Linked DNA regions of Homo sapiens: region 2 is linked to region 1. The links are chromatin loops, found by intact Hi-C in ENCODE. Cell type or tissue: IMR-90. All regions are shown on one strand. Links, peaks and the distances in the headings refer to the core of each region. The heading gives the core; the rest is flanking DNA.

Region 1 (4,399 bases), core at 292-4,291:
AGTTTGAAATCAGCCTGGCCAACATGGTGAAACCCCATCTCTACTAAAAATACAAAAAATTATCCAGGTGTGGTGGCAGGCGCCTGTAATCCCAGCTACTCGGGAGGCTGAGGCAGGAGAATTGGTGGAATCCGGAAGACAGAGGTTGCAATGAGCCAAGACCATACCACTGCACTCCAGCCTGGGCAACAGAGCGAGACTCCATCTCAAAATAAAAGAATAAAAAATAAATAAAATAAATAAAAATCTGTGTAGGTTCTTTTCTAGACCTGCCCAGCTTTTATCCTGGGATCTACTTCCCCTCGTATCCTGGGTATTTCCTTTGCCTTCTTACGGAGAACCCCCTGTTTTCCTTGACTTGATATCTTTCTCCTTTATTGTTTATATTTTAATTTGTGTGGAGCATGTCCCCCAGAAGCTCCTGAGAAAAAGGTGCATGAGATGTAAATTTGTTTGGGAATCTGCATATATGAAAATATCTTTATTTTCTTTTATACTTGATTTATAGTTTACCTGGGTATAGAATTCTAGATAAGAGAATATTTTCTCTGACTTTATCAGGCATCACTCTATTGGCTTCTAGCTTCTGTTGCTGCTGACGAGAAGTCTGATGATGTTCTGATTCTTGGTTATTTTTTTCCTCCCTGGAAATGTTCTGAAATTTTAATATAATTAGCCTCATTCTAGGCCTTGTTTTGTCTGTTATGCTGGACGCTTGGAGGGCCTTTTCAATTTGGTAACACTTTTCAGTTCTGGGAAATTTTCTTGAATTTTTAAATTCTAACCAATCTCTTCCTTTTCCTCCTTGCCCCCAGTTTTCTCTGTTCTTCCTCTCGAACTCTCAATACTTGTGTTGGAATTTCTAGACTGATGAGTCCTTTAATTTTCCTTTCCTATTTCCCATCTTTTTGTCTCTTTATTCTACTTTCTGGGGGGTGTCTTGAACTTCATCTTAAGACCTTTCTAATTAGTTTTATATTTATGCTGTCATATTTTTAATTTTTAAGTTTTTTTTTTCTGTGAATGTTGCTTTTTAATAGTCATCTATTTTTGTTTCAGATGGACTAGCTCTTCTCTGAACATGTTCTTTCCTCAGCTTTCTGTAAAATCTGTGTTTCCTTAAAATACATTACTTGTTCATTTCATTTATTTTGATCTTTCATTTAGGGAATTTCCTTAAAAGTATAGCTTTGGCTGTTTTACTCATATTCAGGAGTGAGCCACGAAAAAACTGAAAGCTGGATTTGCCCAAGTGTCAGCTTCTGAAAGTTAACTGGTGGTTTATTCTTGGAGAGGACACCTCTAGCAGTCAGTATTTGTGCTTTTCTCTTGACCAGGTTCATCCCCAGAAAGAATGTTCCTATTATCTGCTTAGGGCTTACAAACCTGGCTGTATCATTTGGGAAGCTGAGTGGGGAAAATGGCTAGGGATGTTTCACCTTTCACGATATCAACTTTCTCTTAATCACCATCTTTTTTAGACTGGTGGGCCTGCCCCTAGTTGTGCCTAGTCCAGAGTCTCTCTAGTAATCTTTCCAGAGAACAAACCTCCCATCCTCTGCCCAGCAGCTGCTTGGAGACAGGGCAGCAATCTAGGGGTAGAACTTTTACTCCATTCTCCTTTTTTTAGCTTTGTCTGCTATCCCCACTTTCAGAGGCACTTTGAGTTTTTCTGGTTTGTCTTAGCACAATTCAGTTTGATTTGGGCTTCCCCTTAATATAGAAAGACCCTCCGTCTCTACATAAAACTAGAAAAAAAAAAATTAACCAGGTGTGGTGGCATGCACCTGTGGTCCCAGCTACTTGGGAGGCTGAGGTGAAAAGATAGCTTGCACTCTGGAGTTTGAGGCTGCAGTGAGCCGTGATTGCGCCACTGCACTCCAGCCTGGGCGACAGAGGAAGACCCTGTTTCAAAAACAAACAAAACATAGAGGCAGAGTCTCGTTATGTTAGCCAGGCTGGTCTCAAACTGCTGGCCTCAAGCAGTCCTCCCACTCTGGCCTCTGAAAGTGCTGGGATTATAGGCATGAGCCACCATACCTCTCTGACCTATGTTTAAAGTTAGAAAGCATTTTTGTAGAATGAGTGCAGATTCATAGTTGAGTAACTTCTCAAACAAGGCTAACTTCCAACTAAGTTTTACCACAGGCAAAAAACCTACTTAAATAAATTTTATGTTCCTTGCCACCGATTTAGGGTTACTAGAATTGCAGCAATTCAAAGCAATTATCTTGGGCCTGTGTGTTGCTGCTTCCTTGCTTTGTGATCCTGGGTCATTTCCTAATGAAATTGGGCCCTCTGTGCTTCATGCTGTAAAATCCTGCTGATACCCACCTCATTGTGAGAATTAACTGAGCAAGTGTACATGAAAACACCTCACACAATATGGTATCTAGGAGGAAGTATAATAAATATTCATAAATGTTTTCTCATTAAAATTATTGCTTTGCTGACAAAATTGCTATATAGTATTTATAAGAAGTGCTTGATAATGACAGAATTAATGATTTTAATGTATGCTGGCAGACTGAACTTTACCAATTAATATTTATTATATGTGGGACATATAAGAAGCAGGATTAGATTTAAGCAGAGTGATGAAGTAGCAACTCTGGTATATGCTATATAGAAGGTGATTTTTGTGGCTGATGCTGCCGCTCTACAAACTAAATGGGATTTGGTATTGTTTTTATTTGCATTTATCTTGGATGACTGAGGAGAATGCAAGCACATTCCTTTGCTCTCAGGTCACATTTTTTGGTGAGAAGGAATTCCCAATCTGGCTAAGATCGTATGTCCTTTAGTTCTTATTAAGCTGTCAGTTAAAATTATAAAGACCCAGATACCCAACACATTTTAGGATTCTTGAATTCTACCTGAATGATGAAGCTCTTTTATCCCAGCCTGCCCCAGAACACCTGGGATGTTTGAATATCAGTGTTTCTTTTTGCTAGAATAATGACATAAAGTCTTTGCTTTCTTTGGTAGCAAAGAAAGAATACCTAACATATATACAGCTCTTGCCAGTTTATAATGCACTTACACACATTTTCTTATTTGATCTTTGCAGCTCTTTTGGAAGAAAGTAGAGCTGATGTTACATCCTTTACAAATGAGCATCCCAGCTACTTGGGAGGCTGAGGTGGGAGGGTCGCTTGAGCCCTGGAGCCTGGAGTTCAAGGCCAGCCTGGGCAACATAGTGAGACTCTGTCTCTAAAAAAAGAATTTTATAAATGTTAGGCAGCATATTGCCTAGGAAGTAAAATTTAAGATAAATGTAAAAAATGGGGTCCTCAGCCCAGCGTGGTGGTGGCCCACGCCTATAATCCCAGCACTTTTGTAGGCCAAGGTGGGCAGATCACTTGAGGCCAGGAGTTCAAGACCAGCTTGGACAACATGGTGAAACCCTGTTTCTACTAAAAATACAAAAATTACCTGGATGTGGTGGTGCAAACCTGTAATCCCAGTTACTTGGGAGGCTGAGGCATGAGAATTGCTTACCTGGGAGGCAGAGGTTGCAGTGAGCTAAGATCATGCCACTACCCTCTAGCCTGGGCAACAGAGCGAGACTGTCTCAAAAAAAAAAAAAAAAATGGGATCCCATATGAGTGATTCATTAGACCAGCAGTATATATTAATATGTCCTTTGTACCATGTACTATGCTGTGTCAACAGGACACAATAATGGATGATAAATAACCCTTTCTCCCAGTCTAGCTCACAGTCTAGATTGCCATTCCATGTATACTGTAAATACAGCTTTGTGGACTGCATTTCTGTTTAATGGTGAGGAAGCATTTTAATAAATAACTTCTAAGAAGTCAATTAATGTGGCAAATGAACAGCATTTTTACCACCTAGATTATTCTGAATCGTAGTCAAAATGTGTAAATGCAATCCTGCTACCCTTTGTATTTCACAATAATTCAAACATCTCTGTTTTGCAGTTTTCTGTGCAGAGGCCTTGAATTTAAACTTAAACCATTATTGAGAGTCATAAATGGACAAAACCCATGGCAAACTAATACTTTTGAATGTTAGTAAAGTCAGCAGACCTTGAGCCTTTTGTTCATGCTTTCTATGTGGTGCACTGAAATGTGAAATGTTATATGTTTCTTATTTACTCTGGGCGATATGTACAAAATTTTAGAATTTTAAATTTGAGTGGGACTGGAGATAACATAATTAATCAGTGGCAGAGTGTGGACTGAAACCCAGGCTTCCTGATACCTAGTTTATTTAGTTCTCTTCCCGCTATCCTATGCTGGGCTTCCTAATTTAGCAGCCAAGGGAGATTTAATTGTAATTGCTGATTGTGGTCTCCTTAAAACTTTAAAGTTTTCTTTATTTAGCTGTAAATGCATGTAAATTTTTTCTTTATTTAGTTGTGTGAATTTCC
Region 2 (4,399 bases), core at 286-4,285, 68 kb after region 1:
TTTGAAGCTCTGCTGTATTTCATATGATAAGATCTTGGTAGCAATTAAATTCCTGAAGACACATCAAGGCTAAAATGGGGATTTGCCAGGCATCAGGTTTTGAGTTGTAAGAGGAGGCTATTCAGATGTGATTTAGCTAGTACTGAATCTTTCGAAGGAAAGGACACAAAAAGCAAAGCAGAGCAAGCTAAAGATAGTGTCCTGGTGTGTTTAAGTCTATGCTGTCTTAATATAATACCATAACCACTAGCCACATGTGACTTAAAATTAATTAAAATTAAAAGTGCAGTCCCTTAGTCTCACTAGCACATTTCAAGTGCTCAGTAGTCACGTGTGACTAGTTACTATAGTACTGGACAGCACTGTAATATATTCAGATAGAGAATATTATCAATAATAATGTGTAATAATAATGAATTCTCTATCTGTATATATTCTCTATAGTCTCAATATATCAGTGATATATATGATTGATGATACATAGAGAATATATACAGATAGAAAATATTGATATCCCTCTCATTGATATATAGAGAATATATCATTGCAGAAAGTTCTGTTGGACAGTGTTAGTCTAAGTGGAAGAATTTGAGAAATAAAATTCTTTCTTTGATTTCTATGAAGAGTCTTTTATCCCTATACAATTTACTGGATTAATGTACTAAAGTTTTTTTTGAGACGGAGTCTCGCTCTGTCGCCCAGAGACTGGAGTGCAGTGGTGTGATCTCGGCTCACTGCAAGCTCCGCCTCCCGGGTTCATGCCATTCTCCTGCCTCAGCCTCCCAAGTAGCTGGGACTACAGGCGCCCGCCACCACGCCCGGCTATTTTTTTGTATTTTTAGTAGAGACGGGGTTTCACCGTGTTATCCAGGATGGTCTCGATCTCCTGACCTCGTGATCCGCCCGTCTCGGCCTCCCAAAGTGCTGCGATTGCAGGCGTGAGCACTGCGCCCGGCCTGTACTAAAGTTTTAATGTGCAAAAAAATCATCTGGCCGGGCGCAGTGGCTCATGCCTGTAATCCCAGCACTTTGGGAGGCCGAGGTAGGCGGATCACCTGAGGTCGGGAGTTCAAGACCAGCCTGACCAATATGGAGAAACCCCGTCTCTACTAAAAATACAAAATTAGCCGGGCGTGGTGGCGCATGCCTATAATCCCAGCTATTTGTGAGGCTGAGACAGGAGAATCGCTTGAACTCGGGAGGCGGAGATTGTGGTGAGCCTAGATTGCGCCACTGAACTCTAGCCTGGGCAACAAGAGCGAAACTCCGTCTGAAAAAAAAAAAAGAATCATTGAGATTTTAGAAGCCTCTCCAGGTTCAGATTCATCAGGACTGGAGTAGTAACCAGGAAATCTGTATATATAACAAGTAGCCTGGGGAATTCAGATGTTGGTAGGTAGTTCAGGGACTACATTTTCAAAGAATATTGAATTAGTGAGAGTGAGAAACAGGAATTGTCTGCATCTTGATATTTTTCCCTCCCCTTCATTCCTTCATTACTTTCTTTTGTGTCCCAGGAATTAGTTGTAAGCATCAATGTGTACCCAATTTGTACCCTTAGTTGGTACTAAGTAGCAAGAAGAAAATTCATTTATTTACTATTCCATCTTTTAATGTATGTGTGTTTTGATTTGGCTGTGCACTAAGAAAAATCAACAAAAATGGTTATTTCAATACTATTCCAGACTGTGTGAGAGGGTAATTCTGACAGAATACTTTTGACCACTAAGAGTTGAGCACCCACAAGTCTTGGCATTATAAGGGGGTAAAAACAGAAATATACATAATCTCCTCTCTGAAGAAGATTACAGTATTCCCCCCTTATCCTTAGGGGATATGTTTCAAGACCCCCAGTGGATGCCTGAAACCACAGATAGTATCGAACCCTATATATACTATGTTTTTTTCCTGTACATACATACCTATAAAGTTTAGTTTTTAAATGAGGCACAGTAATAATAACATAATACAATAGAACAATTACAACAATATACTGTAATAAAAATTATGTGAATGTGGTCTCTTGGAGTATCTTACTGTACTGCACCACAGGTGACCGAAACCTCAGAAAGTGAAACCATGTATAAAGGGAGGCTACTGTATATCTTGTTAGAAAGTGGGCAAACACATCCAGAAAAATGATGTAAAGGGTGCTTAGCAATGAGAAAATCATGATCTGGCTTGATTGAGAGTAGTCTAGGTCGCTTCCCTTTGTATGATTTGAGGGTTTCTTATATAAAGACATGCCTCTGCCATCTGGAACAGGCAATAAAAAAGGGAAGAATCTCTAATTTGGTCCTGCAGTATATTTATTTATTTGTGGGTTTTGGCACACATAAATAGGACTAGGCCAAAAACGGCATCTGGAAAATTAAAGGGGCTACTCACAGTACATTGGATTTAGAACTTCTCTGGGTTGACCTCATAATCATGAAACTGCATTTGCTCACAGAAATGAAAAGTAGAGAATAAATGGAGGTGAAAGAAATTCACCTTGAAAGAGGAACTACCGGCCGGGCACGGTGGCTCACACCTATAATCCCAGCACTTTGGGAGGCTGAGGCGGGTCACCTGACCTCAGGATCACCTGAGGTCAGGAGTTCAAGACCAGCCTGGCCAACATGGTGAAACCCCATATCTACTAAAAATACAAAAATTAGCTGGGTGTGGTGGCCCTTGCCTGTAATCCCAGCTACTAGGGAGGCTGAGGCAGGAGGATTGCTTGAACCTGGGAGATGGAGGTTGCACTGAGCCAAGATCATGCCAGTGCACTCCAGCCTGGGCAACAGAGTGAGGCTCTGTCTCAAAAAAAAAAAAAAGAGGAACTATCTTTAGGGAATTGAATTATTTATTTATTTTTTATTTATTTTTTATTTTTTGGAGACGAAGTCTCGCTCTTGTCCCCCAGGCTGGAGTGCGATGGCACAATCTTGGCTCACTGCAACTTCCACCTCCAGGTTCAAGCAATTCTTCTGCCTCAGCTTCCCGAATAGCTGGGATTACAGGCGCCTGCCACCACACCTGGCTAATTTTTTTTGTGTTTTTTTTTTTAGTAGAGACGGGGTTTCACCATGTTGGCTAGGCTGGTCTCGAACTCCTGACCTCAGGTGATCCGCCTGCCTCGGTCTCCCAAAATGTTGGGATTACAGGCGTGAGCCACTGCACCCGGCCTATTTTATTATTTTCTTTATTTTTTTATTTTTATTTATTTATTTTTTGAGACGGAGTCTTGCTCTGTCGCCCAGGCTGAAGTGCAGTGGCGCGATCTCGGCTCACTGCAAGCTCCGCCTCCCGGGTTCGCGCCATTCCCCTGCCTCAGCCTCCGGAGCAGCTGGGACTAAAGGCACCCGCCACCGCGCCCGGCTAATTTTTTGTATTTTTTAGTAGAGACAGGGTTTCACCGTGTTAGCCAGGATGGTCTCGATCCTCTGACCTCGTGATCTGCCCTCCTCGGCCTCCCAAAATGCTGGGATTACAGGCGTGAGCCACCGCGCCCGGCCTATTTTCTTTATTTTTTAATTTTTATTTATCTATTTATTTTTTGAGACGGAGTCTCGCTCTGTCACCCAGGCTGGAGTGCCGTGGCGCAATCTCGGCTCACTGCAAGTTCCACCTCCCGGGTTCACGCCATTCTCCTGCCTCAGCCTCCTGAGTAGGTTGGGACCACAGGCGCCCACCACCACGCCTGGCTAATTTTTTGTATTTTTAGTAGAGTTGGGGTTTCACCGCGTTAGGCAGGATGGTCTCGATCTCCTGACCTTGTGATCCTCCCGCCTCGGACTCCCAAAGTGCTAGGATTACAGGTGTGAGCCACCGTACCCGGCCTATTTTATTATTTTCTTTTTGAGACGGAGTCTTGCTCTGTCCTCCAGGCTGGAATGCAATGGCGCGATCTTGGCTCACTGCAACCTCCACCTCCTAGGTTCTAGCGATTCGCCTGCCTCAGCCTCCTGAGTAGCTGGGATTACAGGCGCCTGCCACCACGTCTGGCTAATTTTTTTATTTTTTTAGTAGAGATGGGGTTTCACCATGTTGGTCAGTCTGGTCTCGAGCTCCTGACCTTAGGTGATCCACCTGCCTCGGCCTCCCAAAGTATTGGGATTACAGGCATGAGCCACCGCACCTGGCCTTTTTTTTTTTTTTAATTTTAAAGAGACTAGGCCAGGTGTGGTGGCTCACACCTATAATCCTAACACTTTGGGAGGCCAAGGCAGGAGGATCACTGTGCCCAGAAGTTTAAGACCAGCCTGGGCAACATAGTGAGATCCCCATATCTACAAAAAATAAAATTAGCTGGGCATAGTGGCATGCACCTATGATCTCATCTACTCTAGAGGCTGAGGTGGGAGGATCACTTGAACCCAGGAAGTGGTGGCTGCAGTGAGCCAAGATCACACCA

What was found. A loop is a pair of places that touch in the nucleus more often than their neighbours do. Peaks named below come from ENCODE experiments on the same cell type or tissue, not always from the same donor. Only the 100,000 strongest peaks of a DNase experiment are listed, where the experiment ranks them.
Region 2: it touches region 1 in a loop (4-fold over the local background); 1 of 110 quality-filtered maps calls a loop at or near these places.

What each region holds. Positions count from the first base shown.
Region 1 is chr6:41,876,760-41,881,158 of GRCh38, reverse strand. All of the region lies in intron 2 of USP49 (ubiquitin specific peptidase 49), which reads left to right. Among named protein-coding and RNA genes, the nearest start is that of USP49, 16 kb to the left of the region's middle. In IMR-90, for the core only: no CTCF peak of the experiment used is centred there; DNase peaks (open chromatin) are centred at 2,068 and 2,728; H3K27ac peaks cover 1,158 bases.
Region 2 is chr6:41,808,971-41,813,369 of GRCh38, reverse strand. The region is part of intron 3 of USP49 (ubiquitin specific peptidase 49); the gene reads left to right. Among named protein-coding and RNA genes, the nearest start is that of TOMM6, 23 kb to the right of the region's middle. In IMR-90, for the core only: no CTCF peak of the experiment used is centred there; no DNase peak of the experiment used is centred there.